Regions from separate parts of the Homo sapiens genome. Here region 1 is linked to region 2. A link is a contact called in ENCODE Hi-C or POLR2A ChIA-PET data. All regions are on one chromosome and are shown on one strand. Each heading gives the region's core, a stretch centred on a gene start or an enhancer-like site at or near the end of the contact. The rest is flanking DNA. Distances are from core to core; before and after follow the strand shown.

The links. Hi-C counts contacts between places; a loop is a spot of excess contacts on that map. ChIA-PET counts read pairs that join two places held with the same protein, here RNA polymerase II (POLR2A).
Region 1: a map with no recorded cell type shows a loop between it and region 2 (1.9-fold over the local background). The contact joins the enhancer-like site here to the promoter of L3MBTL4-AS1 in region 2. A Hi-C loop is called at or near these places in 1 of 168 maps with a recorded cell type or tissue (heart right ventricle) and 1 of 37 single-sample maps with no recorded cell type. POLR2A ChIA-PET finds 5 or more read pairs at or near these places in 1 of 52 experiments (GM12878).

What each region holds. Positions count from the first base shown.
Region 1 is chr18:6,313,964-6,318,512 of GRCh38, reverse strand. All of the region lies in intron 1 of L3MBTL4 (L3MBTL histone methyl-lysine binding protein 4), which reads left to right. Among named protein-coding and RNA genes, the nearest start is that of MIR4317, 58 kb to the left of the region's middle. Within about 2 kb of position 2,017, at least 2 of the 41 ENCODE cell types and tissues checked have a DNase peak (open chromatin) inside an H3K27ac peak, as active enhancers do.
Region 2 is chr18:6,254,105-6,258,848 of GRCh38, reverse strand. It overlaps L3MBTL4-AS1 (L3MBTL4 antisense RNA 1), which reads right to left and starts at 2,105. Exons shown (of 3, transcript NR_110765.1): 1 at 1,976-2,105; 2 at 53-195. All of the region lies in intron 5 of L3MBTL4 (L3MBTL histone methyl-lysine binding protein 4), which reads left to right.

The DNA.
Region 1 (4,549 bases), core at 768-3,267, 60 kb before region 2:
TTTTTTTTTTTTTTTTTTACTATTGTTGTTTGAAAGTCTGTTTTATCTGATATAAGGATAGTAACTCCTGCTAGCTTTTGGTTTCCATTTGTGTGGAATATCTTTTTTCACCACTTTACCTTGAATTTATATGAATCTTTACATATTAAGTGGGTTTCTAAAATACAGATATTTGGTTTATGATTTTTCTATCCATTCTGCCAATCTGTATCTTTTAAGTGGAGCATTTACACCATTTACTTTCAACATTAATATTGAGATGTGAGGTACTGTTCCAGTCATCATGTTAATTGTTACCTAGATGGTTTGTTTTCTTATTGTGTTATTGTTTTATAGGCCCTGTGAGTTTTATGCTTTCAAGAGATTCTATTCTAGTGCATACTGAGCTTCTGTTTGAAGATTTATAACTCCTTTTAACCTTTCTCGTAGGGCTGGTCTGGGGTACTGACAAATTCCCTCGGCATTTGTTTGTCTGAAAATGACTTTATTTCTCCTTCATTTTGAAATTTAGTTTTGCTGGATACAGAATTCTTGGCTCTCAGTTATTCTGTTTAAAGAGGCTAAAAATAAAATCCCAATTCCTTCTGGCTTTTAAGATTTCTGCTAAGAAGACTGCTGTTAGTTTGATAGATTTTTCTTTATATGTTACCTATTGCATTTTGTCTCACTGCTCTTAGAATTCTTTCCTTCATGTTGACTTTAGATAGCTTGATGACTATATACCTTGGTGATGTCCTTTTTGCAGTGAGTCTCCCAGGAATTTTTGAGCTTCTTGTGTTTGGACATCTAAATCTCTAGCAAGACCAGGGATGTATTCCTCTATTATTCCATCAAGTAATTTTTCTAAACATTTTGTTTTCTCTTCTCCCTCAGGAACACCAGTTATTTTTAGGATTGGACCTTTTACATAATCCCAAGTTCCCTGGAGAGTTTGTTCATTCCTTCTTATTTATTTTTTAAATTTTTGTTTGATTGGGTGAACAAAAGCCTTATCTTCGAGCTCTGAAATTTTTTCTTCTACTTGATCAGGTCTGTTGTTAAAGTTTCCCATGCATTTTTAAACTCCCTAAGTGTGTCTTTCATTTCCAGATGTTCTGATTGGTTTTTCTTTAAAATATGTATCTCTTTATAACATTTTTCATTTATATCTTGAATTTTTTTTTCATTTCTTTATGTTAGTTTTCACCTTTCTCTGGTATCTGCTTGAGTAGCTTAGTAATCAACCTTTTGAATTTTTTATCTGGTATTTCAGAAGGATGTGACTTACATGTTTATAGTTTATTATAGCCTAATTTGGCTCTTAGTGCTTTTAGTACTGAGTAATTTGTATGGGTTCCTTGGTTATAGTGAATCTTTGTATTGTGGCTTTCCCAGACGCCTCTTGTAGTAACAATGTGCTCAGTGTGTGAACAAGTTCAGCATCTCCTATGGGGTTGGAATGGCAGAGATCTCTTGAAGCTTATCTTGTTTCCCCACAGTGTGCATTTATTTATTTATTTATTTATTTATTTTGTACCAGTATTTTATTTATTTACTGGGTTGAATAGTTAAAGCTTCAGGCCAGTATGGGAAGTATCCCTGGGTAGAAACTGGTTGTGGCTAAAGCAGGTGGCTAAATGCAGTACCCAATAGTGGGCAGATGTCCCAGCCCTGACAGAGGTGGCTGGGGGAGCTTTCAGTGAAAAACACTGAGGTCTCATCAGGGGGAAGGGTGGGAGCCACCTTAGTTCTTCTGCCAGGCCAGCAGGAAAGTGATCCAACTCCCAGATGCACTCCTGACCCAATGTTCCAGCTATTCCTATCAGACAGGCACCTGTTTTCATGTCTAGGAATGTTGATGTTCCAAGTAGAGAGGAGTTGTGACCACCTCTTGTGTAAGCCTGAATCTGGAGGGCACTCCTAATGTGAGGATGCTGTCACCCTAAAGTGTTCCAGAAAGGCTGTCTATAGATACACCCATATCAAGCTCTTGTGGGAGAAGCCCCAGCTGTGTTTGCAGTAATGGATAAGAGAGAAAAGAAGTCCCCTTCTCCAAGACCCTTCACGAGCACCAGCATTGCACTAATGCCTCTGCTGAAAGAAACTTCCCGTGAGCAGAATGTTCTGGGACTCAAGGCCTGGTATCCAGACTCTTTTGTCCTATGGGGTGTTCCCTTGATGTGGTGCACTTCCCCTTCCCCTAGGAGTTGGTGTCCCTGAGAGCCAGACCACTGTGAACACTGCTATTCCTCTGGGTGTAGCCACCCCATAGGGCTGCCACATTTCAGGCTGTTGGTGAAGATTATCTGCAAGGGGTCCAGTGATGTGACCTGTCCTTATGTCTCCCAGCAGTAGGCACCGGCACTAGCTCCGATGGGGGTGGCAGGGGAGTGGCATGGACTCCGTGAGAGTGACGTAACTGTTTCCTTATGTCTCCCAGCAGTAGGCACCAGCACTAGCTCCGATGGGGGTGGCAGGGGAGTGGCATGGACTCCGTGAGAGTGACGTAACTGTTTAGAAAGTTCTGAGCTGCAGACAACCTCTGTTGATACCCTTTGGACCCTGAATCTTGGGACTTCCTGTGCTATTCTCATAAAGTATTATGCAAGACTTATGGGTGCAGAATTAATACATAATTAACTATTAATATTTTAAGATTCCAAAATAGGTAATAAAGGCAAAATTTTTTAAAAAATGAGAGTAGGTGGCTGCCATGACATAAGGAAAGTGACAATATGAAGCCACTATGCAGACAGGCTCCACATGAGGGCGAGTGGTTCCCACAGGACGTTTGGTGTCAGTTTCTGACTTAAATCATTGTGTGTGGCAAGGATTTGGCTAGCGTACTGAGTGGTTAAGTTTCAGATAACTAAACTTGCAATATAGTTAAAAAAGCTACAGCATAGTATGGTGTTCAAAGAGGGACCCCAGAATTGTACTGTCTGGTTACTTGCCTGTTGCATAACCTTGGACAAGTTACTTAACCCCTTGGTGTTTCCTCTTCTGTGAAATGAGGGTGACAGTGGTACACATATTGTCGGGCTGTCATAAGTATTAATTGAAAGTGTATACGTAGAGGACTGATAGCTATGCCTGGTACATGAGGACTCAAGTAATGTTAGCTACTATTAATACAATTAAGAAGGATCAATTATTCATGCATAAGTTATCAAAATGCATTCATTTGTAATCATTTATTAATTTATTCAAACATTATGAATTATTAACATCGAGTATCAACTGGATGAATAAATTCTAGGCTGGCAGTATCTTTGAAATAGTGGGAAATCAGTTCAGTGATCAGAAATTTGTATTCGATATTTTGGTGATAAATTCATTTAAGATCTGTGCAGTGTCCTAGAACCAGCAGAAATGTTCTTTCACTGTGCATGTCGTTAGACATAGTGTCCCTCCTGTGAACACCCAGGCCACTCTGTAATTTTTTAATGGCATGTATTACATTTCTTATTCATTTATGTATATTTCTTACCTATATGGTACCAATATGATTTATTGTTTAAACTGGGATATTTTGGGGGAGTGAAAGCAGTGCTGTTAATCCTTATGCCAGGATGAGTGGCAGAAGACAGACGTACCTTGGGTTATCCAGGACATGTGGCTGCTATACTTATCTCCCTTTAGCGGGTGTGTGATTAATCAGCTTCATATTCCTCAAGGTACCTGTGACTATATTGGTGGTTAATAGATGATCATTAAAATGTTTTTGAAAGAATTACCAAATAGCACCTTGACATAGACAGACAGTGAATTATTTTAGTTATTTATAGACTCCTTCAATTTGAAGTATTCAGATGCTTTCTAAGTATCAATCTAATTTATCTCCTTAGTATTTGGCAACATGCAGACAGATAATTCTACTATGAAGGGAAATTAAACTCATTTAGAGGATTAAATTGAAAAATTAGTACACTATTTTCAATTTTTATACAGAAATACAAATCATTTATATGTAGTTATCTATGTTGTTTTTTAAATCTAAAACACTATTTAGAAGCTTCTCTAATTAAAATCACTGAACATCACGTTGTCTATGGTAGGTGGTGCTCGGGCATTGTCACAAAGCCAGAGGACACCGGGCACAGCTCAGTCTAGTTGGTATATACCTTTACTTTCCCTGGATAATGTGTTTCTTTGATGTGTTTTATAATTTGACATTATTCTTTTTTTAACTCTAAAAACTTTATATATTTTTTCAAAGCTCAACAAGGAGACATGTGGCTGATGTGACATTTGGGGCTTCCTGGGAGTAGGCCATATATCATGGACAGTCAGAGTAATCCATGTATTTTGATACCATGCCAAGGACATCAAGTTAGGTTTATTTCAAAAGAAATGTCCTATTCGGTTGAGTAGAATATGCTCTTTGCATTGACATTATAAAGGATTATACAAAATCTCTCTTTAAGTCTGTTTTTCTGTGTGTTAGACTATCTATCTATCTATCTATCTATCTATCTATCTATCTATCTATCTATCATCTGCCATCCATCTGTATAACATTCATCTCCTATGTATTTAATGGTCTCTTGTATTTGATTCCTTTTTTGTC
Region 2 (4,744 bases), core at 856-3,355:
TCCCTCTGCTCTCTCCCCTCCTCCACCCTCTCCCACCCAGTCCCGTTCTCACCCTGGGACATTTCTTTGCCCATGTGACAGTCCATCCACCTCCTAAGACCTTGGGTGCCTCCATGCCAGGAACCGGTGCCCCCTTTTCAGTTCAACCCATCTGCCTTCGTGACCACACTGGCATAAGTCACAGTTGAACCTCCTCTGCAATGGTAAACTTTAATCTCACCATCTGATTTTGTCCACTGTCTTTCCAGACTTTTCTGTCCCTTATTCTTACAGCACCACTTTTTCTTTTAAGACTTGTAGTTCCTTTGTTGTCTCCCTCCTGGCTTCACATTTTCCCTGGCCAGCTCAGCCCAGTTCCCTCATGTCAGCCATTCTCTTGCCAGGATCTTCAGTCCGTTGCCTCCCTGCTATCCTCTCCCCATCCATGCCCACCGCAATCCCAGCTCCTGACTAATGCGTATTCACTGCCTACCTTCTCTACCCCAGGTGCCAAGCACTGCTGAGTAGGAACCATGAGGCCTTGCAGATAGCTGTGGCCCTGCAGATGCACAGCCTCAGCGTGCAGGCATTGTCTGGCCGTCCTTCTGTGTTGTTAGTCTGGGCTCTCCCTGCTCCCTAGGAAAGCAGGTCTATGCTGGCAGGCATCTTTCCTCCCACCTGAAGCTTTCAGTCCCTTACTGCATGTGGTGAGACCTTCCACTGCCCCCTGCAGACCATCACTCAGCACACCTCTTCCTGCCTCTTTCCCCTGTGGTCCTGGAAGAAGTGTCCCTTCTCTCCAGCCTCCTGCACCTGTGCTCTGCATCCTTTCCATTCCTGCCTTTCTAGAGATCTTACTCCATCAGTTATCTCAGGGCCTGCCTGTAAGCTGACGTTTCTTCTCTTTTGAACATTTCCTTTTAGAGCCCGGCGATGTGGCTCATGCCTCTAATCCCAGCACTTTGGGAGGCCGAGGTGGGTGGATCACCTGAGGTTGGGAGTTAGAGACCAGCCTGACCAACATGGAGAAACCCCGTCTCTACTAAAAATACAAAATTAGCTGGGTGTAGTGGTGCATGCCTGTAATCCCAGCTGCTCCGGAGGCTGAGGCAGGAGAATCGCTTGAACCCGGGAAGCGGAGGTTGCGGTGAGCCAAGATTGCGCCATTGCACTCCAGCCTGGGCAACAAGAGCGAAACTCCATTTAAAAAAAAAAAAAAAAAAAGAAAAAGAAAAAGAAAAAGAAAAAAGAAAAGAACATTTCCTTTTAGAATGCAAATATGCTTAAGTCTGTTCCATCTTTATGAAAAAATAATGTCCCTTGGTTCTGCATTTTCCTCCCTAACTCATCTCCTTAGTCCAGACTGGCTTCTTGAAATTTTAGACTGCATTTTCTCTTTCTGGATTTTTCCAACCTTCTTTCCCACCTCCAGCCTCCGCAACCTGACCTTTGGGTCAGTTCATCCAGCTCCTTAACTGCCTTAACCTGTGCCATTCTGTGTGGTTACGTGTGGGTGTATTTTGTCTCTCGGTGAAATTGTGATCTCCTGGAAGCCTGACTTGGGTTTCTTTCTTCTTGTTTTAGTTCCTCTCTGCCCTCTGGTTCCCGGGAGAGGTTCGTATTGTTTGCTGTGCTTTTACCTGCGCTGCCTCAGTAAGCCCTCCACTGCTTCCCCTCACTGTGTGGAGGCACCTCCCTGACTCTTAGTTGATTTAACTGAAAACAGCAGATAATATCACCTACTTCTCAGGGATTTTCCTGAAGAATTCCACATCGTGTATATCAAGTGTCCAGCGTACTACAGTGCCTGGCATATAGATGACTTGCTTAAATACAAGCGGTTCTCAAAATCACTCTTTCTCTCGTCCCTTGCTTTTCCCACTGCCTTTTCTCAGCCCCTCTTGGTAGCCCTGTGTGCTCTGACCACCGACCCCCTGTTTATTCAGAACACTAGCCCAGCCTGGCCTCGGCAGACCTTGTCCTTGCCACAACTTGCCTTGGTTCGACCACAGTCCTCTATCCTTCCAGCCTGGCCTGCCCACGGCGGGTGTTCCTGTCTTAGTCTCCCGATCTGCACTTAAGAGTGGGTGCCCAGCGGGAAACCCACTGTCCTTGGAGCAGAATCCTTAGTGGGTCACGTTGTTCCCAGCCTCCTCTCTCCTGCCTGATGACTCACCAACTTTATTCACGATGAAAACAGAAGTGGTTCCTCATTTCATCCCCTTTCTCTCTAAACAAGGCACAATCGTGGCGTTCCCACCTCCCCCCACTTTCTTGTCCTGCTCTACCTCCTTCCCCTCTTCATAGCTATTATTATAATCTAGTATGATTTCAGAAAGAAAGACTTTATGTCCTGAAAAGGAAATTCCAGCCTTCTGCAGGATGATAAGGTTGCATTTATTTTTGGGAGGGGCTGGGGGTTGTTGGAGGAACAGAGGCACCTTCCTGGTTTAACCTCCTAATTGTCCTAGAAACAAGACAGCCTTATTTGAACACATTCCTATTCTCTCTTTGTCTTCCTTACTTGAAATCTGAGTAAAGGGAATTCACCCTACCCCAAATTTAAGTTCTTCACCTATGCCTGAATTATATTTTAAAAATGGAATTTTTCTATCTATGCCTATACATTAAATAGAATCTGAAAGACGTGCACATGTGCATTTTGTTTTTGATAGGTGCATTTTGTTTTTGATAGTCTGAATTTGTATTTAGCCCTGCAGGTGCAGGAAGATTGTTCTGTGGAAATTCCTATTTGTTAAAACTCCTTGTGAAACTTTGAGATACCCAGAAGCTTTCCAGCCAGAAGAGTTTAGTCAGATACCAAGTGTTTGTGCTGTGAACATGGTTCCAAATTACTTGACAGTCACTGAGAATACTATCACTGTTTTAATATAGATGCTTCTTAGTACTTTAAATATTAATCATAAGCCAAATGATGACCATGTCTGGCTTTTTAGTACTTTTATAAAATGCAGTGAAATACTTTATGCATTCTGATATGCTTGGAACCAAATTATAGCCTGAGTCTGTGTCCTCTTTTCAATTGCCTAAACTGTTTGCTTGTCTACCTATTCTTTTTTTTTTTTTTTTGCCTTTTATATGTATTTTGTTGCCTTCAGTTTTAAGGTAACTTCACTGGTATTTAACAGTACTCCCAGGGGGAAAAAAAGCATTTTTTGAAAGAATACTGTGTGCATTATATTGAGATGTTTGGTTGGAGTTTAAATCACAAGGCATATCGAGACGAAAGAAGGAACTGTATTTTAAAAATAGAGTGTGGCCTTGTGACATGAAGTCATTTAAGATGATTAATTGCTGGGGCTCTGAAGGGCAGAAAGAATTCCCATTCATGCTCATTTCCCGTAGTTTCTAAAGGTCTAAGTTCTGGGGCAGAATTGAAGATACATCCTGATGTGGTTCAGATGCTTTTCCTACATTTAGAATCTGTGTCTCTGAAATGGTGATTGAAAGTACCAGGGTTGCTGGGAAATAGTTGAGCAGATCTGAAGTCTGGAACCAGACAGTCAGATCAGGACTGCTTTTTAGTTCCTGGTAGGGGTATGAAGCACTTGTAACAGGCTGCTTATCTGCAGTTCCAGCTGGAAGCTGAATGTCAAGTTCAGAGCTCTTCAGAAGGAGGAGGAATTAAAGAGGAAAATGGTGGCATTTGGAATCAAGGGTAGACACGACTTCTTGTTTAGTTAAAGGAAATATGTATTAGAAGTATCCTTGTCTATTTTCTCTGGGAAGAGTTTAGTCATTGGGGGAAAAATATGTGAGTTTATTGTTTTAGACACTAGACTCAGGATTTGTGGAATCAGTTCGGTGATGGCCAGTGAATTATCAAACAATTTGAGAAGTTATTTTAAAAAGTTCTTTCTGTGCAGTCCTGTATTATGAATGGTGTGGGTTCTTTTTCTTTGTTCATAAATGATCTTTGCTGGTCTAAGGTTGCCTAGACCTAGTAGTGTTTTATCTGCTCCGGTACGTGCTTTGTTTTTGTTTCTGAGACCGTAATTCAGTCAGTGGTTAGGATGCACATTAAAATGTTTATTGTGCAGCCAAATTTCTTACTATTAGTAGCTTCTGGGGAAATGAGGATTTTGCAATTGAAATTCTAGCAGAATGGATTCACAGAAAGCCAATAAGAACTGCATTCACTTAACTTATTAAAGTATATTTTTGTTGAGCCCTGAGTTCTGTTTCTCTATTTGAAGAATGCCTCTTGCTACAATCTTGGCAGCAGTTTAGGATTCTAAGTTCAGAATTAATCTATGAAAAATGTTCAAAATAACAAGGAAGTAGTCTCTAAAATGAAAGTTTAAAAATACACAATCAGCCATCCTTCACTGCCATCTTAACTGCAGCTTTGTAGCAAGTTCTGTTTAATTATGTAGGTGATGATTTTCCCCATCAGCCAAACAAATAGATGGCAAAAAAAAAAAAAAAAAAAAAAAGGTGTCACTTTGAAAAAGCGGAATTTGAAGCATGCCTTGCTGCTTGGCCTGTATCCCCATGATGAACAACTGCAGTGAACTGCTGTGTTCTGCTTACTGAAGGCTTCCAAATGTGTATTATTATTTAGTCAGTGGGTTGATTAATGACAAATCCCCTTGAAGGGTAGCCATGTGGCTCTTAATCTGTTTTTGGGTCTTAGACCTCTTTGAATATCTAATGAAAGCTATTGATAATATCCTCAGGGAATTAGGGTATCCTTAGGGAATAATAATATCCTTGGGGAAATGCTTATATCCATTTGCACCCA